3 separate regions of the Homo sapiens genome follow, and regions 2 and 3 are each linked to region 1. A link is a loop called in an ENCODE intact Hi-C map of the cell type or tissue named here. Cell type or tissue: Caco-2. All regions are shown on one strand. Links, peaks and the distances in the headings refer to the core of each region. The heading gives the core; the rest is flanking DNA.

Region 1 (7,681 bases), core at 1,753-4,252:
ATGCATTCGGATGAAGGAGGATATATATGCTGCAACAGAGATCAAAAGTGACAGAAGCTTACCTCTAAGAGAAGTTTATTTCTCTGCCAGGTGCGGTGGCTCATGGCTGTAATCCCAGCACTTTGGGAGGCCAAGGTGGGAGAATCACTTGAGGTCAGGAGTTCAAGACCAGCCTGGCCAACATGGTAAAACCCTGTCTCTACTAAAAATACAAAAATTAGCGAAGTGTGGTGGTGCCTGCTTGTAGTCCCAGCTACTCGGGAGGCTGAGGCAGGAGGATCACTTGAGCCTAGGAGGCAGAGGTTGCAGTGAGCTGAGATTGTGCCACTGTACTCCAGCCTGGGTGACAGAGCGAGACTCCAAAACATCTCCGCCACCCCTCAAAAAAGGAAGTTTATTTCTCATGACCTAACAATTCAGAATGAGTAGTCCAGATTGGTAGGTTGGTTCTGCTGCACTAGGTTATTCCAAGACCCTATTCTTCTGTGTTTCAATCAACTTCATCTTCATGGTTGAAGTGAGGTCACTGCCATGCCAGTGTCCCTATGCATGGAGGAGCAGAAATGAAGGGCAAACAACCCTCTTAAGTGATGTGGAAGTTGCACACATCACTTCAGCTCACGTTCTATCAGTGAGAATTCAGTCACATGGCCACATTTAGCTGCAAGGGAGGCTGGAAAATAGTCTGTGGCATCCTCATCTGAGTTCGTACCCCAAATAGCCAAATAACTATGTGTTTTCAAAATCCCACTCAGTCTTTGCATCCAGCACAAAGTCATGTGCTGGCTTTTCCAACAAGAGCTGAGATAGCTCTTTTGTGCTGGTAATGTGTAAACAGTTAAGATTCTTGACTTTGCCCACAGAGTCCCCCTATATAGTGTTAGTGTAGTAATAGGATAATGCAGTATAATCTCCCATTCAGAAAAGAAAGAAAGGGAAACACATAGTAGTCCCTGATCCATACCAGTGATGAAAGCCTGCTGCTCAGTGTATTCAGCTGTTCTTGCATGCCATAAAGAAATACCTGCAACTGGGTAATTTATAAAGAAAAGAGGTTTAATGGCTCATAGTTCTGCAGGCACAAGCATGGCAGCTTCCCAGGAGGCCTCGGAGCTGTTACTCATGGCAGAGGGTAAAGCGGGAGCAGGAATATCACATGGCAGAAGCAGGAGTGAGGGAATGGGGGAAGGTGCCATACACTTTTAAATGACCAAATCACATGAGACCTCATCAAATATTGCAAAGACGCACCAAGCCATGAGGGATCCACCCCCATGATGCAAACATATCCCACCAGTCCCCACTTCCACTGTTGGGAATTTCAGTTCAACATGAGATTTGGGCAGGAGTGAATATACAAACCGTATCACTTAGGAACAGCCTCCCTGCCCTTCTAGGGGTTGATGCCCTCTGCTTAGACCCTGGTGGACATTCTTGGCCATTGGCCTCCATGGCTTCTAACTTTCCTCTCTGGAGGTTCTTCCTTGCCCATATTCTCCTTAGCCACATGTGAGGTGAGACAGAGAGAAACACTCCTTTGGGGACCTCGTTTAGGGATTGAACAATCACAGGACTTTATGGGCCAGACTTCTACTTTCTTTAACGATATGATTCTCTCAGAACTTAGTCAATTTAGGTCAGCCAACTGTATCTTCTGTAAGGGAGGAACAAAGTTGACTACCTTTAAAAAACAAAAAGTACTCTTTCACAGTGCTCGCAGATTTCTATTTCAAATATTCTATTTAGCTGTCTTTATGGTTGGCCGTTAGGATAAAGCTCTCTACTCTCAAAGATTGCTTCTTGTAGAACTGTGGTTTACAGAGAAGAGACATATCTAGAAGCAACTGGACTCTGTAATTTTTTTTAATTTTAGTAGAAATGCTAAAGGTGATTTTATTTCTAAATCAGACTATTTTTTTCTATTGAAAATTATGAGAGTTTGGACCCATTTAGTTAGCCAGTCTCCAGTAGCAATCCATTCCATCACAACATTAGGAAAATGTACTTTCCTTTCAGATGTCCATTGGTTTAAAGGTGATGCGACATCTCAAGGGTATCAGTTCAATTAAGATCACTTACCACAAATTCTTTAAATTCAGCTATGATAGATACAGCACTGCTGTGAGAAATTATCCTCCCAAAGCTGAGGGCTGTGGCTTAGGGGCAGACAGCTGTGTTCCTGATGAGTGAGGAAGGCCCCTGCTTCCCACAGCACCCCCACACGAGCCCTGCCTCCCACTGCAGTTCGCAGCAGCTCAAGACTCAACTCTCACTTCTGCATCTGCTGTCTTTGTTTGCTTTGGTGTCCTTGACCCTGCCTGCTCCACGTACCTGGCCACTCTCATTGAACCTTTATGGTTTTGACATCTGTCATTTTCTGCCCATGTAAACTACCCTGGCCACTCTCTCCAGACTCCCTCCTTCTAATCAGGCAGGCTTTGTGTCCCCATGTGAACATTCCTGTCATTCCTCTGGTTTGGGGACCTGTCTCTCCCAAACCCGACATTCTCATTTCATTTCAGGCTTGCCATAAACCAGGGCTCAGATAAGCCAGGCTTACTGCTGGGACCACTGCAAATAATACCTGAGATGAAACTCGAAGCACACTAAACCATTTTGAGAAAGAATCTTTCACAATAAAGAAACTCTATTCCTGGAGAGATGATGAAATTTCAGTGTGAGGTGTTTTGTTTTTTGTTTTGTTTTAGCAAGGCAGTCTTTGAGCTGTGTGAGATAGGACTGGAATGTGCTATCAGGACCAACCTAGAAGTACAAAGCTAAGCCCTGCCTCCGGGGCTTGTAGGAATGTGGACAGAATACCAGAACCTAGTTGGTATACAGGGTATGAAGTCAGGTTCAAATGCCAAGAAGTAAGGGTCAGGTCAGCAGCAAAAATCAACAGAGAGTGGAGGAACTGGAGTGAAGTTGGAGCACAAGTGAGAGTAATTTCCGTGAGCATCAGCTGAGATGTTTGAATGGCCCAGGCTCTGCAGACACAGGTATGTCACTACCCGGCCAAGGCTCCCACTGTTCAGGTCCCAACTAACAGCAGAGCAACAAGTTAGGCAGACATAAACGTTTACTGAATAGCTGTTATATATCAGGCACTGCCACAGGAGCTATACAAACGTTACTCATTTAATTCTAACAACTGTACTTTGAAGTAGGTATCAACTCAGCCTTTTACAGATGAGGAAACTGTAACATGGTTCAGATGACCTAGCTAGTAAGTGTCAGAGCTAAGATTAGTGCCCAGTTCTACCTAATGCCAATGGCTTTGCCTTTCCTGTCCAGCAGGGGTTAAAATATGTTTAAAACAATCTATGGATTTTTGGGACCTGCTACCTCCAGTTTCCATGTTTCTGCTTATGTCCTGTAGATGCATTTATTTGAGAACTAACTTCTGGATAGAAGTTTCAAGATTAAATGCTCATGTTTGGTCATATGGTAGGAACTTTTGGAGAGTTTAATTTTAGGCTGTGTGGGACCATTATGCAACTTATCAAAGACCGTCCCAAAGCTGAAAGAGTTTTCTTTCTTTGTGATGTAACTAAAAATGTCTTTATCGGGCTCTGATTTTATTTGTGAAATTTCAATCTTTGAACAATGACTGGTGGGAAATCCAGTTAATAATGTGAACTCTTCGCTAAATGTATCGGTCATAGGTCATCCAAAGGTGATGAGAAGTCTGCCAATGTTTGGGAATGCTGCATGCTTGTCTCTGTACAGTCCAAAACAGAGTGAAGTTTTTCAGCCTAAAAACACAGGAAAGCAGCTCTCCTATATTCATCAATCTGGTCAGGGGCAGTTCTGTGACAGTCTGCTCAGGCTACAGAGTAGAGTGGTGAACACAGTTGCCACTGGGAACTCTGGGACTGCATTTACACTGCCTGCTGGTTTCCCACTCACTTAAAACCTCAACATAAAAAATAGAGATGAGTCTCTTAAGTAAAAATTGTTTTATTTGAGAATAATATACAAGAAGTAGGACTGCAATCTGGGACATATATACAGACCAGATTGGCCTCTGGAGTGTCCACAGAATAAAGGAAAAGGTTAGAGTTTATTGGGAAAGGCGGAGGCTATGCGTTGGTTTTGGAAGAAAGCTTATTGGTGCTGGCAGCAACAAAAGAGCTGGTGAGTTCTGACTGGCGAGTGTCAATAGTTATTAGGTAGGACTTGTAATCCTGGAGTTACAGTTAGGCCCTTGTAGTTTTGGACTGGGCTTGTGAGACTGTGTCAGGCACATGTTCTTGTATAAGCAGCTAGCTGTCCTTATGCTGCAAACTGTCCTTGTGTGACCCATGTAATAAGCTGCAGTTTGGAAAAATTTCTTCTGATGGCTCCTGTTATCAAGAAAATCATGTGTGAGATCCCTCCGTTCATGATCCTCCTTGGCGCCATTTGCCCGGGTTTGACACAAGTGACTCTATTTTGAATCTTACAACTTTCACACCCCAAATGCTAGTATTGGAATAGTAATGATACTACATATCTAATCACCTCCTATTCTGCAATGGACATGCACAACTTCCTAAAAAGAACACAAATCCAGAAGAGGAATTAGACAATGGTTATATATAGTGATCTCCCACTGAACACGACATATGTGTTATTAACAATGATAATCATTATTATGCTAGACATTTTGCAGTACTTATTATGTGCCAGGCATTATTCTCATACTTTATGGATATTAACTCATTTAACCTTTACAACAGTCTCATGAAGTAGATATTATTATTCTTCCAATATTACATCTTCCAAGATGAGAAAACCAAGGCATAGAACAGTTAAGTAATTTGCCCAAGGCCACATGTCCAGTGAAAAGCAACCACTGAAATTATGCTTCCTGTTTGAAAGAACTGACGATAAGGCAGATTTAATGAGTGACAAGTACTTTGGAGTCAGTAAAGGGAAAAGAGAGAGCGTGATAAACTTACCTATAGTGTTTAGTCTAAGTTACCCCACTCTTCACTGTGGCCACCGTCCACCACTTGTAGCTCTTCTCCAAAAGCCTGAACATTTTTCCCCGTTAATGTGTTTAGGCAAAGATAATTGCTGTGGTACTAAGGCAGGAATTGGTGAGTGAGGTGAGAAGATAACTTTTACTTAGTAGCAGTCCAGAAGAAATGACAACATTCTTCACAGCACTCCTCCCTTAAGCTTCCCTATCCCCTATAAATGGATAGACATACAGGAAAACCTTGGTATGGGACTATTTGTGTAGAGCTCATGAAGACTAGATTGATTAAGGGAAGTTATGTTAGCTTCTCTTATGAGACTTTGAAATCGTTTTATTATGCAGAATGCTTTCTGTAAATGGCATTTACCTGTAAGAGGAAAAAGATGATTATATCTATTGATTATATAATTATTCATCTTTACAAACATTTTGCAAAGATTATCACATTTAAATTCTGTCTGGCTCACAAGGCTTGTGTTATCCTCACCCACCCTCGCAGTAACTGCTCCCTCCTTTCTCCCAGCCACGCTTACCTCCCATGACTCACTCGTGAGCCTGCCACGTGACCGTATTCAGAGCTTCCACATGGAACAGGTTAAAATGAAAAGGAAGATTGTTGACATCACTTTCTGATGTTACTTTATTTTACTCGTTCCTTTCATTGGTTTACCAATCCCAAACTGTAAACCTTATTTGACCCAGGACTTTTTCCATGTTTTAAACGTTCATTACAATTGCACAGCTCCTATAAATGCATGCTCCTCATATCCCTGTCTAAAGAATTCTATACAGAGATGGGAAGTTGTTATCCTTGAAATAATCAGACAGTGATGCTCCAAGCAGGAAAGCTTAAGAAATAGGGATGATAAAGGAGACAGTACACAAATGGAAAAATTTAAAGGCAGGGCATTATTTTGTGAGAGAGAGAAGAGAGACAAACTGGAAACCAAGAAATATCATGAATATTACAAACAACCAGCTGTAGGAAATGAGGAAAAAAAAATGAGATGGAACATGAAGCAGGGAAGCATTTGTTTTATTCAAATAGATAAGGATCTGAGAGCCATTCGCATGGCAGGCTTGTATGCAAAATACACACACACACACACACACACACACACACACACACACACACACACAAACTATCATCTTAGATAGAGCAGAAAGCTGACAAAGTGGCAAGATGCTGAGAACACTGGCAGTCCCAAGCCCATGTCTGTAGGACAGGAGCCAATGGGCAGGAAGGGCACGCTCACCTTCTCAGCCTCGCCTTCCAAACAGCCCCTACTGCCTTGTCACATTCCAACTGAGTTTCATGCATTTGGTATTGTACATATTGTTAAAATGAAAATTAAAACTGTCATACTTGGGTGACTCAGGCACATTTATAATTTATCACCTTTCTTTATAGTTAAAAAGAACAACCAGGGAAATGCAGCTTAGCTCTCACTCACAAACTCTCAGCACTACATAAAGCATGCTTGAGCCTCATAAGACAGATATACTGCACACATTTAGCATATTTCTTTCTCCCCTTATGGAACTTTTTCTTACCCCTCGTATGCTTAGCTTTAAATATATTCAGAAGCTATAAATATTACATGGAATTTTGAGATCTGAAAAATGACTTCTTCATTGCTGATATACTGATATGCTGAAGAACAAATTTAGTATCCATATTTACATGATAAAAGTTTTCAGTTAATACACTGGACTGTTTTTAGCCATCCATGGCAATGCTGTGATTACATTTCAATCGTTGAGTGAAGGAGAGAAAAGGATCCAATTTAGAATGAACCCAGGTTTCTGGGTAAGTGGAGATTTGCTGAATTTGTAGGGGCAGGAAGAGACACAGGTCTCCAGTGGTAAAGTTAAGTATATTTTAATGAGGCACTGTAGCCAGAGGTGTCCTCTTGATATTTAAAGTATGTATAATGCACTCATTTGGAAAATGCCATTTTATTTCCCTCTGAATAAAAATAATAGTTACTACTTATTGAGTACTTGATTTGTTACAGGCATTGTTTCTCACTCTATCTTATTTAATCCTTATAACAACCTTGTGGGTATATTTCTTCAATTTACAGATGAGGAAACTGAAGCAGAAAGAAATAAAATAACTTGCTAAAAAAAAATTACATAACTAGTAAATGCAAAGAACTGCCAGGCTCCAAGATCTTGCCTTTGCCTCTGCCCTGTACTGCTTCCAACTTGAAAAATAACAAACTAGCCATTTTTGACAGAACAGTCACGTTTCTCCCTTGTGGCTCAATCTCAGAGCAGCCCTCTCTGCATTCCTCGTGCTCCTCTGCCCAGCGTGCTCTTCTGTGTACCGTTGGAGCAGATCTGAACATGACACTAATGCCCTGTGTTGGATTCACAGCCAAGGTGAGGGTAGAAAAGAGTCAGCAAGGTCCAGTGCTTTCTAAGCCTTTATTTATTATACAAATGATCTTAGAACACTATAACAAGCAAGGAAGGGGTGGACCTTAGAGAACTTCTGATTCATCTCAAACATGTAATGCATCTCAAATTTCAGCCAGTCACACAACATCTTCGTGATTTTGGCCAGATCTACCAACCACTTTTACAATTATTTAATACACCGTTTAAATAAACTTTTTAACACTTTTTAAATGCATTTATGTTAAAAAAAATTTATATCACTATTATAAATGGCAAGCCAGTATCACTTTTCATAAATTAAAGATAACC
Region 2 (7,681 bases), core at 2,136-4,635, 51 kb before region 1:
TAAAAACTTAAGTCATTTTTGCAGTCAAATTTGTAGTTTCTTATTGTTTTCCCTGTTTATTTTGGTACATGGTATGCTATTTTAATGTCTCTAGTTTTATATTTGGTTAAAACATAAACATTATATATTTCTATTTTATCACTTTCATAATAATGGCATCAATATTTTATGACTTTCATATTTTTACCCCTACCACTATTCCCTCAGTTCTACTTCTAGACAGTTGCCCTATGTCTTGGAAGTGCCTTGGTATCTATTTGAAAATCATATGTGATATTTTAAGTTTGTAAAATGTTTGTGATTCTAAAAGTAACCTTTTATAGGCCAATTCACTGCTCGAGGGCACTGAGTCTCTAGGTAGCTACACCTGGGAATAGAGGTGTGTGTGTGTATATGTCATAAACAGATGTTTGGTCATCATGAGAATTAGGCATACAACCTGTGATTATCTAATGCATTTATTAAAAAAAAAACTTGTACTAAGTAGCAGATATTTCCATTAATCTCTCATTTCTACTTATAACCACATGATTTACAAAGTAAAGTCCACAATCAGTATAGAATGCTTCCAACTATGCACAATTATTTCTTTAGTTTATTTAATTGTACATTGAATTTTGTGAATTTACAGAGTTTTCTCAGAATTTCTTCATACAACCTGGTGAATCACTTTCTGTGTCAGCTCTGCCGATGTGTAGAACAGAAGGTGCTAATTGCACCTTAAACCTATTCCCTATTTTTCTGCATTAACTCTGATTGTTCCTTTGGGTTGATCTTGGAAATTCTGATGACTATGTGCCTGGGGAATGATCGAATTGTATAATATCTTGCAGGGGTTCTCTGTTTCTTGTATTTCTATGTTGACCTCTCTAGCAAAATTGGGAACATTTTCATTGATTATATTCTCAAATATGTTTTCCAAGTTGCTTACTCTGTCTTCTCTCTCCAGAATGCCAGAGTCATAGATTTGGTTACTTTGTATAATCCCATATATCTCAAAGGCTTCGTTCATTTTTTAAAGATTCCTTTTTCTTTATTTTTGTCTGACTGGGTTGATTTGAAGGATCAGTCTTTGAGCTCTGAAATTTTTTCTTCTGCTTGGCCTAGTCTGTTGGTAAGGCTTCCAACTGTATTTTGAAATTCCTCTAGTGAACTTTTCAATTCCAAAAGTTCAATTTGCTTCTTTCTTAATATGGCTATGTTATCTTTCAAATCTTGGATCACTTTTCTGGCTTCCTTGGATTGGATTTCAACTTTCTCTTGGATCTCCTTGAGCTTCCTTGCCATCCAGATTCTGAATTCCATGTCCATCAACTCAGACATTTCAATCTGGTTAGGATCCATTGCTAGGGAGCTAGTGTGATCCTTTGGAGGTAACAAAACACTCTGACTTTTTGAATTGCTGGAGTTCTTGTGCTGATTTTTTCTCATCTAAGGGAGCTGGCATTTCTACCTTTTTGAAATAATGTCCTTTGCAGCAACATAGATACAGCTGGAGGCCATTATCCCAAGCAAATTAGCACAGAAACATAAAACCAAATATGACATATTCTCATTTATAAGTGGAAGCTAAATCTTGAGTACACACAAACAAAGATGGGAACAGTAGATGCTGAGGACTCCAAAAGGAGGGAGGGAGGGAGTGGGCAAAGGCTGAAAAACTTCCTGTTGGGTACTATATTCACTGTCTAAGTGTTGGGATCAATAGAAGCCCAAACCTCAGCATTATACAATATACCCTTGTAACAAACCTGCATATCTACCCCAGAATCTAAATAAAAATGGAAATTAAAATAAATATATATACAATGAGATTTTTTAAATTTGACAAATGATTATAAAATTCAACTGGAGGATAAATATGTAAGAATAGTTGGAAAACGTTTTAGACTACAATGAATTATTGTAGAGTATATGGGAAGTCATCAAAACCTAAGAGATATTAAAATGTTTTTAAGGTGCAGTTATTAAATTTGTATGGGACTGACAACAAAACAAACAAATATCAATAATACAGAATATATAGTCTTGAACAGGACCAAATATGTGCAAGAACTTGGTAAGTGATTTTGTGGCAGTTCATTCATTTATTTGTCTATTCAAAAAATAAAGTACTCATTAAAAACAACAAAAAAAAAAAAAGAAAGAAAGAAAGAAAAAACACTGTTCCATGGAATAGAGAGGTCTCTTCTCATTTTAACAAAAATGGCTGGTTCTTGACCAACTGGTTGGAGCCCTGGGGCCTTGGGCTGTCTCCATCCTGAAGCTAAACCTATCTTGTCTTTTCAAGGCAACAGCTACCAAAAAGACAGCACTGCATCTTTACTTCTTTACCCTTCAATAGCATTCTTTCCTCAATCATTGCTCTTTTCACCCAATGTTTATTTTTTTTTCCATTTACAAACTTGCCTGGACTTTAGTTTCTCCTTCCTAATAACACCAAATCCCCTCCTTTAAAAACAAAATCTTTCAAAACTACATTAAACGAAACAGTAACTTCAAAAAATAATCATATAGCTTATTATCATCACACATTGTAAATTCCATATCAAGTGACTCTTACTTCCTAGGCTAAGACTCTACTTCTATGGAATTTTAGGTCTTTTTTTTTTTTTTGTGGAGCTCCAGCCTGGCTAAGAGGTGCTTACAATGATGCTAATAATTGAGTTTTAGGCAAGTAATGAAGGAGACTTCACGAGGGCCGCTCCCTGTTTATTTGGTTTTGTCATTAGAATTTGGGCAGTACATTATCTGTTTGCCCTTTCAAAGAGTAAACACAAAGAAATTAAGTAAGCTAAAAGAACCTACTATAAGGTTGTAATATCTCATTCTTTTACAAAAGCCCCACTCAGCGGAAGGACGGGTATGGAAAGATCTTTTTGCTTTTTTGCTCAACTCCGTCTCCCTGCACCCCAATTCATAGGCAAAACAGAAAATCCTAAGAACAAACTGGCAAAGCTACAGAATATAGACCCCCATACTAATTTCCCTGATTTAATGTAGATCTTACTGTTACAGTCTCGCCAATGCATCACAATGTAGCAGTGTCTCATTGTGAAGTACCACCCGGAGTTCTTCATCTCACAACCAAGAGAATTAAGAAGTGTGGACACAAAGGGTGAGGTTGGAGCGAAAGTTTAATAAGTGAAAGAAGAAAGCTCTCTGTCATGGAGAGGGGGCCCAGAAGAGGGTTGCTGTTTTTACAGTTGAACGCAAAGGCTTTTATAAGAAACTGAAGAGGGCTGGGCGTCTCATTTGCATAAGCCACGAATTTCTGGTAGCTCCACTCCTGTTCTCCTAGTGTGCATACAGGCCCTTAGCTTGAGTTACTCCATATTGCTTTGCTCCCCTTACTGTGCATGTATTAGAGGATGGAATTTTCCATTGAGGGCATGTCTTAGACAAGGCCTTCTGTACAAGTTCCCTTATCTGTGCCTGCAGGCTGATTTTTCAGGCTATTCTTTTGTTTGAAAGAATTCAACCAAGGACCCACCCTAACTGCCTGCTTGACCACTTTCCCTCTTTCTCCTCTCTCCAACTGAAGTTCACTCTTATCCTTCCTGAGGACATACACCTATAAATTCTATTTCTTCCATTTATCTACCTAATTGCATATTTATTAACAAATGATATTATCAGTTCTGCCCCACAGTGTGATTTCTCCCCTCTCAGCATAGGCCAGAGGCCATGAGCCCACAGGATTATAAAACAGATAGAATCCTGGTCCTGGACACAGGTGTATTTAGTGTGGCTTGTGCAATGCTTTAACAATTTTTTTTTTTAATTTGCATTCCTTTACTGTGGAAGGCACACTCCAAGCCTGACCTCACCACTCTTTATTGGCTTACAACAGCTGAATGCACACATTTACCTGCTTAGTGACATGGGCAGTGGGTCTGGTCTCTCTATAGCTCCTCAGTTTGACTCATATTCATATATCTCATTTTCTCCAGCATACAGGATTTATTTGCCTCTAGCTGCAACTTCCCTTCACCAAAATGATCATTTTTCCCTTTCTCAGATGGCCTGACCTAGAAAACTAGAAAAGATCTCTTGACTGTGGAACTTGGTCATCTCTGGGGAACTAGCTCCCTCTAAATCTGCTGACATCATCCAAACAGCAGTTCCTTAGTGGCTCTCTGGATTTAATAATGACTTGAAACTCTCGGGTAAAGTGGTGGAATGTGTAATCTAAATATCAAGGTTATGTGTCCTGCCCACTTTCTTTGTATCTTTCAGTGGTATCTATTGAAGCAGGTCAGCTGAAGAATGACAAGGTTCATACAAGTGGAAAGGAGAGCTTTATTTCTCATAAAGAGTTGCAGCCTGCAAGGTGGCTATTCTGATAGGCTGGGAGGCACGGCCTCTGGCCAGATGCCAGAAACAGACTGCTTTGAGGGTGGGACAAATAGGACAGGGTTTTATGCTGAATGAGATGGCCAAATATACATATTCAATAAACTATAGGAGGAGTCATAAATATTCATGAAAGGAGAGACCTGCCCATGTGCAACTGAGCTTCATGCCTCTCCATGGGACCCATGTTCTAAAATTGGCAGCATTAGCATGATCCAGGGGTAGAATTTTCCACACTCTGATGTCAAAGGGTAAAGCAGGGGACACGAAAACCCTCACTGTGTATCCTCCACAGACTAGCCTGAACCACTCCATGGTGAGTGCTCCTTTATCAAGAAGAAATGCTGGTTGGCTGTTGTGCCAAAACCACAAAAGGGAGGGCCAGCAATCAGGCAGTTGGTTGAAATAGCAGTGGAGTCTTTTGAAAGGGCTGGTTTCTGTTTAGCCCTTACATAAGAAAGCCTAAAGGCAGTTAACAAAGAGACTACAACGTGACAAAGTGTGTCCGACCTCCCATCCTGTCATGGCCAGGAACTCAGTTTCCAGAGTTTCTCTGATGTCCCTTTGGCCAACAGTTCGTTCATCCAGTTGGAGGGGGGCTTAGAATTTTATTTTTATTTACGAAGTGATCATAATTATTTAATATTATTCAGCTAAAGGGAGCTAGCTTTTAGGAAATTAATTTCTTCAGGTCTTTCTTGCATCCAAATGCCCAGATTTAGTCAATGCAAAAGATATCTGTGTTCAAATCAGTTGAAATTAGAGGATTGATTTCTGAGTTTTCCAGCACGAATGATAACTTGTTTCTTTCAATATGATTCTCTTCTCTTCAAAAGATAAACTTCATGTATCTTGATGAATACATGTCTCCTCCTAAAGTATGTACATAAGGTACCTAGTGACAGTATGTTCCTTGCACTTATTTTTATAGGCCCATTTATCAACTTACTTCATAATTTAGGAGACCTGAATGCTTAGATGGGCTGTGAAACAGCTATTCAGACATCATTCAGAATATATGACTTGGAAGCTGCCCCCAGGAATAGATTTCTGATTTGTAGAAGAGAGTACCTGTCCAAAGGAATGTATAACCATAATCTAATATTGCTTATTGTTAGTGTGAAGACACATGTGGAGGAAATTTCACTCATAATAGTAATATTGATTACTCAAGAAGTAGTTGTCTTTGGGGGATAATAATACTGATAGTTAACATTTTTAAGTGTTTATTATGTGCCAGGCATTACAGTACTATTTCATTTAACCCTTAAAAACCCTACAGTTTAGGTACTGTTTCTTTTCCTATTATATAGATAAGGAAATTAAGGCACAAAGAAATTAATAACGAATTTGTTCAAGGTCAGTGCCAGGGTTCATACCAGGGAGAATGATGCCAAAGTTTAGTGTCTTAACCTTCATGTGACACTGCTGCATATACATGCTTCTACCACAGCCATTGTAGTCCCCAAACACACCAAACTCTGTGTTCTGCGAGGTTTTCTCTTTATCAATAATAAACTTTACTCACCAGGTCCATCTTTTGGCTTGCTACATATCCTTCAAAATATGGTTCCTATATCACCTCATGTATGAGGACTTCCCTGACTTTTCTAAGCAGAATTATAGCTCTTCTTTTCTTCAGCTCCCATAACACTGTGTGTGTGTCTGTCTGTCTGTGTGTTTGTTCATATGTTTGTCTTCCACCAGTGCTGCTTATGAAGCAGGTAGCTTTCATCTCCAGGGTTCCACCCATTAGTGATTAATAGAAGTTTGCTAATTGAAAGTGCTCCATGAATGAGTTAACAAGATATTAACCACTTAGTCCTGGTTTGATAAAGACTGCTGTGATGATAGCATGACAGAACCTGAAGAAGAAGAAAAAAATCCCACAGATATACACCCATGCTCTGATTAAGTTAAACTTTTAAAAAGGTGGGGGCAGGTGGGAGAAATGAAAAAAACACTTAGATTATAATAACCTTCTATGAAATGCATGGATATAGCAGTTGGAGAAAATAGTAAAATCACTTTCTGTTGCATAGAAGCTCGTAATATGACATCTTTCAGAGAAACTGTGGTAGTCTATATATATTTTGACTGACGTTACAGTATCTTATTTCTTTTTACTTTATACCCCTAGGGTAGAAGCTATGACTCTGGGACCAATTTTCCCCAAATTGTATAGTTCTGAGGTCTCTAGCTGAATAATCTGTGGCTCTCCCTCTGAGTCTTCTAAATTTTCCAAAATGGAGTGCCACCCTTTTTCCTGGGTCTTGCCTTTTTAATTGACACTTTAGAATTACAGGACAGTTGGCTCTTGTCTTGTAATTTTGACAAGACAAAGCCTTGTTTTGTAAAGTTTGAATGTATCATTATTCAAATTCCTTCAAAAAAACCTGGGTGGAAGAGGTGATTAAAATAAAATTTAAAAAAGCTAGGCAAAACAAAGTTGAATGCACCTTAAATAGACAGGTTTGGCCTTGTACTCTTGCCTCTTAACAGCTTTGTAATGTTGAGAAAGATACCTCTCTGTGAGAGAGTTCTCTAATCTGTGAAATGGGATGATAGGTATCTATATCTTATAGTTATTAAGAAGATTAAATGAGTTCTGTTTGCAAAGTGCTTAGAACACTCAACCATCATCAAGTTACTTAGAAATCTATATGCATACATTAAATCTCAACAAAAATGCTTTCAAAAATTATTATAATTCCATGCCCTCCACTTAATGAAAGTGATAGAAAACCCTGTGAAAAACATTTCTCCATGTTTTAAAACCCTGGTTCAAAATAACATCCATTTTGTTGCTTAATTTCATTATGTTGTTTCTTATATAAGGATTGCATGACACATTCAATTTTAAAGTTAGTAACAGAAAAATATTTTCTCTCTTGAAGAACAGATAACTGTTTCTATAAAATATTAAAATTTATATGTTACCTTTGGCTTTGGGGAATAATTTGCCAACAGAATTCAAGGTAACAACCTTTGGAGGAAACTGAAATTTAAATGCCGTGTTGGGGAGATACATATGTCTTCATGATCAATTAAATGAAAATAGGGTTAAATTTTGATTGCAGAAACTAAGGAATCTAATCAAGCGGTCTGCCTCAAAGATGGTCAATAGAATCTAGAGTGGAGGTGGGCCAGGAGGACCACGGTGGACAGGGCCAAACATTTCCTCAGAAAATAGTTCCCTCCACACACAGCCCAGAGTAACTGTCAAGCCCCAGCTTCGGACACTGCAAGGCACCGATGATATGGATATTTGACTTTGCCTGAGGATTATCCTCACTCAACTTAATGCTGAAACAGAAATGAAGAT
Region 3 (7,681 bases), core at 2,136-4,635, 160 kb before region 1:
CTAGTAAACGCCAATTCATCTACTTTTTAAATTTAAATGCAAATTCTTTCCACCCCTTACCTTTACAAAGAGATAAGTCAAAATAGGAATTGCGTATGTTATGCATTACTTTATACACACTTCAATATCAAAATTATTTTTTATCATGATTCTCCAGAAACTTATTTTAGACCGACATCAAGGAATTCAATTTTTATCCTAGTTTCTATATGAAATTGCAATACAACAATAAAATTCTTAGACATTTCTTATTAAAGAAAAAAAAAACTAGGTTTTATCCTAGTTCTCACAAATCCCTGTGTAATTTTCAATAGATTACTAGATGGAAAAAAAAAAACAGTAAGGATATTTGTGCTATACATACTTCAAAGGTGGCATCCTATGCTCTTCTCATGAAGGACAGAGAAATGCCTTTTATATTATGAACTACTAGTAAAGTGAGTAATGACTAAGAGGATGTCCTAGCAAACCTGCCCTAGGTAATCTCATACAGGTTTCAGAATCAAAGTTGTAAATTTCCTCTTAGTGCCTACAAAGTTTGGAAACTGCAGTTTTACAACATAAGGCTTTGGGCCTTCTGTATCAACAATAAAGGAATCCAAATCCACATTTTCTCTAATTATGATTTGGAAGTCCTTGCTTGAAGTGAATATAGTAAGATGTTCATGCTGCCCTTGCTACTGTCGTTAATTGTGCACAGTTCTCCCATGATCCTTCACCCGCTGCTGCTACTGCCTATACTGAGGTGGTCAGAACAAAGTTCAGGAGAAATAGATGTTGAAATGGACAAAAATAAGTGATCGTATGTCCTATATGTATTTCTTAAGAAGGAAATAAATATTTAGCATTTGGGGAGTCTCTTGGTTATTCAGATTTCTAGCTAGATCAGAAATAGGTAAGATTTACTAGATTTCTTAATCCTTTTATTAAACTTATTGGATTCTGGATTGTAAAGCACTTGATACACTTTCATTTAACTTGGGTACTCAAATAGTATCTTTCACATATAGCTATTTTTATAGCAACCACACCTGTGTCTTATAGAGCAATCCATAGGTGTCTTTTTTATTTAACCTGTAGAATATTGAGAATGTTTTTAGTCTAGAATTGCATTGATGTATAACACTTCACAGCTAAAATATAGAAACACTTTAGAAAAATTACTATAAATATAATATCGAGCACTAAAAAACAATGTTTTAGTAATGTTATAATTCAAAATTGGCTCTGAGATATATTCTAGGTCAAAATTATATACTATTTGTAATCCAGTGAAAAAATTATTTGCTTATAGATTATATATATGTAATAATTTATATGTAAATGATTTTACTAAGAGATAAAGGATGAGAAGACCAAAGATGTCCCCTAAGGATGCTGTAGGAATGAAGAATATATATTTTATATATATATATATGTGTGTGTGTGTGTGTGTGTGTATATATATATATATATATGTATATTTCATTTACAGAAGCTTTGCCTTAAATAGTCCCTGAATAAATGAGAAAAAAAACTAAACTGAAATTTGGACCCTTATGAGAATAGAAGGATATGTTGAACATTTTTTAATAGTCATAATTATTTAAAAAATTACATTCAGGCAAAGACTCCCAGAATTTAAAGCACTTTCTTAGAGGCAGAATGCAATGGTAATTGTACAGGAATGCGACTTTGGACTTTCTGAACTTAAGTGTTTATGTCTGTTAATTCAAGATGCCAACCAGTTGGTCTCTCAGTTCAACATTATGTAGTCCAGTGTATTATGTCAATCCTGCTTCTCAAATTGTGGTCCATGGACCCCTGAAATCTTCTAGTCACTGTCAAGAGAGTCCCATAATAATATTAAGGTGCTCTTTGTCTGTTTCATTGTGTTGAGATTTGTATTGATGGTGCAAAAATCAGTGGTGAGTAAGATGCTGGTGCCTTAGCATGAATCAAATCTAAGTGGCACTAGACTGATTGTATTATTTACTGCCACATATTCACGTGAAGAGAAGGAGAAGAGACAGGAGAAGGAGAAGGCAACTTTTCTTAAGAGTGTCCTTGATGAAGCAGTAAAAATCTCAACTTTTGAGCATGGTCTTTTTAATAATCTGTGTGATGAAATGAAAAGTACACATAAGATACTTTTACTGCATACCCAAGCACAAGGGCAGTCTTGAGGAAAAGTTCATGTGGGTCCTTTGAGTTGCTAGCTGAACTAGCCACTTTTTCATGGAACATCATGTTTACTTGAAAGAACAACTGTCAAGCTGCTATTATTCATAGTTGGGTATTTCACATGCATTTTCTGAAAAATAACATAGTGAGTCTGTCACTTCAAAAGAACAACTGACAATATTTGTTTTCAAATTTGAACTTTTACTTGAAAGCTTGAATTTTAGAATTAGAAAAAAGTATTAGAAAATTGTATATGCCACTCTGAGTATGACTGCTTCTGAATATGTAAAGACTTTCCTGATGAGGTGGGTGGTGATATTAATGAATATGATTTTTAAATAATGACATATGTCAACATTTAGGAGAACTGCAGAACTCAGTGCAATATTTTCAAAATGACCAGTACATGATGGTAAAATTTATGCTTAGTAAGAGATCCATTCAAAGTGAAAGATAGGCCAGTGAATTTTAATGTAATAGAGTACATTGATATGGTTTCAGATTTCACATTGCAACTAATCTTTAAGAAATGATTACTTGTCAAGTTTTGGTGTAGTATTAAAGAAAAATACCCACAGCTATTTTAAAAAGCTATTCAATTACTCCTTTCTTTTTCAACTCTATGTCTATGTGAGAGCTAACTTTTAAAAATATACATCAACCAAAACATCTTGCAAAAGATTGACTACTGAAGCATTTATGAAAATCCAGCTGTCATTTATTATGTCAGACACTAGAACTTTTCAAACATATAAAACAATCTATCTCTTCTTGCAGTTTTTGTTTGCTTGGAAAGGACAGTTATTTTTCATAACAATGTTATGTGTTAACATGGAATGAGTTCATTTTTGCTATTTTTAAATGAATGATTTTTTAAAAATCTGTTTTAATTTCTAATATGGTTAATAGTAATAAATAAAACCTACATGAAACAAAAGCTTCTAAGACCAAAAAGTTTGAGAATCGCTGATATAATCAGGGTGGTTTGGAAGCAGCTATTCAAATCCAAAATAAAGCTTCTTTTGCCACTAGAGGGAGCTTCCATTTTACATAAATGTATTGTATAGAGGCATTAAAAATTTATATGAAAAATAAATGTGAGAGTTCTAGAATCACAGCACTTACTATGCAGCACAAAGCTTTGTGAGAACACTACTGCTTTATTTCTGTGGTAGCCCTTTAAACAAAATGGAAGGATTTTTTTCCTACATTCATAATTGTGTTTGTGCCTAGTATGCTTGAGAAAATGATGTCAACATTAGATATTTAAGAAAACATCACAAATTCTTAATATATGATACCATATAGAAAGAATTCATTATCTTTTTCATCTTTCTAACTGCTTCCTTATAAGTAGCAGGTGTTGATGTAGTTCTTTCTTTTCTGACTGACCTTTGAGTAATTGCTAATTGAGTGTAGGTCAGTCAGAAATACTTCTGACATCTTGTATTTCTCCCAGAGACATTTGTATCAGTTACAGAGAAATGACTGTGCATATGGAAGCAATGGGGAAGTCCTGAATGATTTAGTTCTCTTCTCTGAGGTCCACATGGAATCACACCACTACTGCAGCCAGTCATTACTGTGGTTTTATAAACTCTCCCTCAGTGACATGCATTTTTTAAATAATAAAATTTATCTTTCTTTGTCTTCCTGAAGGCTTGATATGGAAAATCACATTCTGATTTATGGGCACAGGCTCAATAGATAAAGCTGCTAGATTAATTTTGTAGATATTTTAGAAATAATTGCATGCATTATATTTCATAAATAATCTTAAGTAGACAGTGTTATAGTAGAATTTAAGTTAAGCACATCCAAATTTGCAGCACCAATGTTGGTCCAAATTCTTTAGGATGTTTGTCTTCTTAGTATGATGTAATGTGCCCTGATAAGTACCAACGTGAGAAAACCCCTGTAAGAAAAATCATTTTCCTTGAGTACTTTCTTCTTCCTGCAGAGCCTTTTCTTATATTCTCTTAAACTAGTGGTTCTTAACATATTGAAGTAAAAAAAAATTGTTTTTAAATCAGGTGGAAGCCATAGTCACTCTGCCCAGAAAAAAAAAAATGCAAACACAGTATGATATATTTTGCTTACAAATTTTCAGGTTTTTGGACCTCCTAAGTCCATGAGAGTTCTAGGTTAAGAATCCAGACTTTAAATCAATAGGAAACCAGTGAAGCTAAAATGTGGCAGGTTTCTTTTGAGGTGGGGGTGGGGGGACTGAGGAAGGAGAGTATAAATATCTGGGACAAACATGCGTTAATCACCTTATTTATTTGAAATCACAAAAAAATCTTTGGGAATCCTGAAATACTTTTAGTAAAGGCTCCAAAATCCATTTCTACTAAAATATTATATATATAAAAGCTAGAGCTGAAAGCTTAGGTAGAGTTGAGGCCGGACTTGGTGAAACCTGGTTACACCCCAGTGCAGAAATCCATCCAACCTGCCAGTCTCCGTCATGGATTTTAAAAAGTGATGTATTTAGAAAAGCAGTATTCAGTCCATCTTAGTTTAAACAAATTAAACTTTTTTGAGTTTCCAGGAGCCAAATTAGTCTCAAGAATTCATTAAGAATAACTACACAAGTTTAAGTTATATAAAAGAAGCTAAGAGCATTTTAAATGTGGGCAAACAACTCACAATAGTAACATTAAAGTTGTTCATCCATATTCAGTTTGTAACATTTTCACTCTTAATTGAGAAAGGATTGTCATAATATATTTCAACTATGAATAATGAAGACATAAAATGATTTTACTAAGAGATAAAGGATTGGAGGACCAAAGATGTCCCGTAAGGATGCTATAGGAATGAAGACGAGAAAGGAGAGTAGAAAGACAGTCCTTTGCTCACAAATTCTTGGCAAATGTTGACAGTTGAAGCTTACCCAGAAAATGAAATAATTTTTTCTTTCTTTCAAAATAATTGTACCCCGCATCTCTGCTCCCTAAAATGTTTGTGAAGAATTTTCATTATTACACATTGCTCTCCAGATGTCCTTCTTTTAATCTCACATTTACATACCTGAATTATTGTCCTAGGTTTTACTTAAGTAGCAGGTGATTGATAGTTTAATTTTGCATATGTGCTTGGATATAGCCATGGTGGTGAAATGAAACTAGACAAACTTTATTATTAATAAACTTAACTATGACTTTCTCTTACCATTTCATGTCTACTGCCATATTCTAGTGATCATGAAATAATAATTTGCAATGGCTTTCAGCAAGGATAGATTACTGGTACCTTGATTCTACTTTTTTGAGGGTTATGTTGATTGAAACGATTAATTTTTCTGTCTTTCTCATTACCTAGTTGAGCCTAACAAATATATTAAGGGTGTCTAGGGTCATCACACATAAAATGAATGTGTGACTCCTGCAAAACTGAAAAATTGAGTTTGTAGGCTGCCAGTTTGGCAAGAATACATTCAATACCTTTCTGGGTAACTTCAAATATTTGCAAAACTTGGAGACAACAGCAGACAGTATGATTTGCAGCTTGGAGAGTAAACTTTGTGAGTCAACAATGATGTTGAAAGCCAGCGAAGATCTAATAAATACACGTTACAGTTTTAACACTGAAAATCAACTTGCAGTTATTCATGAGGCTATTTTTTCTTCTTAAAAAGCCCTTGGTTGCCCTTCCATTCCTCTAAATTTGGCAGACACACTTAAGTGGTGATGATGAGTGGATGGTGGCATGTGGCAGGCTGTGTCATGGTCCTGGGAGACCTGTCCCATTCTGAAGAGAACCCCATGAAGCAGCTGAGGGCTCAGCCATATGTCCAGATTTTTCAGGAGATGGATGATGAGAGCTAAGGAGAGTGTCAGTGTCCCTGAAATGGAGATCAGGTCAAGGATTCAGCCCCAGGTAGAGAAGTGAACCAAAGCTTTACCATATTTAGGAAAGAGTGTGGGGTAAGGAGCTCTGGTGCTGATGCAATAGGGAGAATATTATGGCTTCTTCCAGATGTAGATCCCTTAAATTTACACAATTGCCTAGGATACCAAGGCTCACTCTTAGACCTTACTTGCTACTGGGAATGAGGCTTCTCAAATTAAATATGCCTTGTTCAGGATTGACTCAGGTGAGCTAAGACAACAAGTGTTTGACAGTGGATCCACAACTGAGAAAATGAGGACATCTTTTCTCCAGTGCAACACTTTCATTTCCCAGGGGACCCTAGTGTGTCCTATGAATGACCTTTAGAAATAAATTAACTTTTCCTAGAAAAATAACAAAGATGAACTAAAAATGAACTTATTATTAATAACATACATTTTGCACAGAATTGACCTTTGATGAAACCTGCTTATTATTTTTTAAACAGCTTTACTGAGATGTGATTCTCATACCATAAAATTCACCTATTTAAAGCATACAGTTCAGCAGTTTTTAGTACATTCACAGAGTTCTGTGACCATTACCACAATCTCTGGAACATTTTATTCTAGAACATTTTCTTCATCCCCTCAGTAATCCCTGCACCCGTTAGAGTCACTTTTCAGACTCCCCCACTCCAACGTACTAGCTCTAGGCAACTACTAATCTACTTTCTGTCTCTATAGATTTTCCTATTCTGAGCATTTTATACAAATCTAAGCATACAATATGTGGTCTTTTGTGACTGGCTTTTTTCACTCAGCATAATGTTTCAAGGTTCACCCTTGTTATAGCATGCATCAGTACTTTATTCCTTTTTACTGTACAGTAATATTCTATTGTATGAATATACCATCTTTTATTCATTCATCAGTTTGTAAGTATTTGTGTTTCTACTTTCTAGCTATCATGAGTAATGCTGCTGTGAGCATTCATGTACACGTTTGTGTGTGTGGACATAAGTTTTTATTTTTCTTGGATATGTATCTAGGAATGGAATTGCTGGGTCATATGGCAACCCTATGTTTTGTGTGTTGAGGAATTCACAAATTGTTTTCCAAAGTGGTTGTGCCGTTTTATAATCCCACCAGCAATGTATGAGGGTTCAAATTTCTCTACATTCTTACCAGCACTTATTATTGTCTGTCTTTTTTGTTTTAGCTTTTCTGATGGTGGTGAAGTGATATCTCATTGTAGTTTGAGATTGCATTTCCCTAATTACTAATGATGTTGAGCATCATCTCATGTGCTTGTTGACCATTTGAATATCTTCTTTGGAGAAAATGTCTATTCAAATCTTTAGCCCATTTTTGAATTGGATTTTTTTGTATATTTAAAGTATTCTTTATATGTTATATATACAAAACTCTTTTCAGATAGATGGCTTGTAAATATTTTCTCCTATTCTCTGGGTTGTCTTTTCATTTTCTTGATGATGTCCTTTGAAATACTATAGCACAATAGTTTTAATTTTGATGAAATCCGGTTTTTTTCTTTTCTCATCCATACTTTTGGTGTCATATCTAAAAAAAAAAAGACTGCCTAAAATACTAGGCATATTAAGCCATTTTACATTTTAACCCTTAGTCTTTTAGACTTGCATAATTTTTCCTTTGCTGTATTA

The links. A loop is a pair of places that touch in the nucleus more often than their neighbours do. Peaks named below come from ENCODE experiments on the same cell type or tissue, not always from the same donor. Only the 100,000 strongest peaks of a DNase experiment are listed, where the experiment ranks them.
Region 2: it touches region 1 in a loop (7-fold over the local background); 2 of 110 quality-filtered maps call a loop at or near these places.
Region 3: it touches region 1 in a loop (5-fold over the local background); 3 of 110 quality-filtered maps call a loop at or near these places.

Annotation. Positions count from the first base shown.
Region 1 is chr6:114,140,284-114,147,964 of GRCh38, reverse strand. The region is part of intron 3 of HS3ST5 (heparan sulfate-glucosamine 3-sulfotransferase 5); the gene reads left to right. All of the region lies in intron 6 of HDAC2-AS2 (HDAC2 and HS3ST5 antisense RNA 2), which reads right to left. LOC124901383 (a long non-coding RNA gene) reads right to left here and starts at 5,017. Exons shown (of 2, transcript XR_007059718.1): 1 at 4,944-5,017; 2 at 3,945-4,346. In Caco-2, for the core only: no CTCF peak of the experiment used is centred there; DNase peaks (open chromatin) are centred at 2,394 and 2,794.
Region 2 is chr6:114,191,590-114,199,270 of GRCh38, reverse strand. All of the region lies in intron 2 of HS3ST5 (heparan sulfate-glucosamine 3-sulfotransferase 5), which reads left to right. All of the region lies in intron 8 of HDAC2-AS2 (HDAC2 and HS3ST5 antisense RNA 2), which reads right to left. Among named protein-coding and RNA genes, the nearest start is that of HS3ST5, 150 kb to the left of the region's middle. In Caco-2, for the core only: no CTCF peak of the experiment used is centred there; DNase peaks (open chromatin) are centred at 3,460 and 3,750.
Region 3 is chr6:114,300,015-114,307,695 of GRCh38, reverse strand. All of the region lies in intron 1 of HS3ST5 (heparan sulfate-glucosamine 3-sulfotransferase 5), which reads left to right. All of the region lies in intron 9 of HDAC2-AS2 (HDAC2 and HS3ST5 antisense RNA 2), which reads right to left. Among named protein-coding and RNA genes, the nearest start is that of HS3ST5, 39 kb to the left of the region's middle. In Caco-2, for the core only: CTCF peaks have their summits at 3,004 and 3,208 (motif pointing right); no DNase peak of the experiment used is centred there.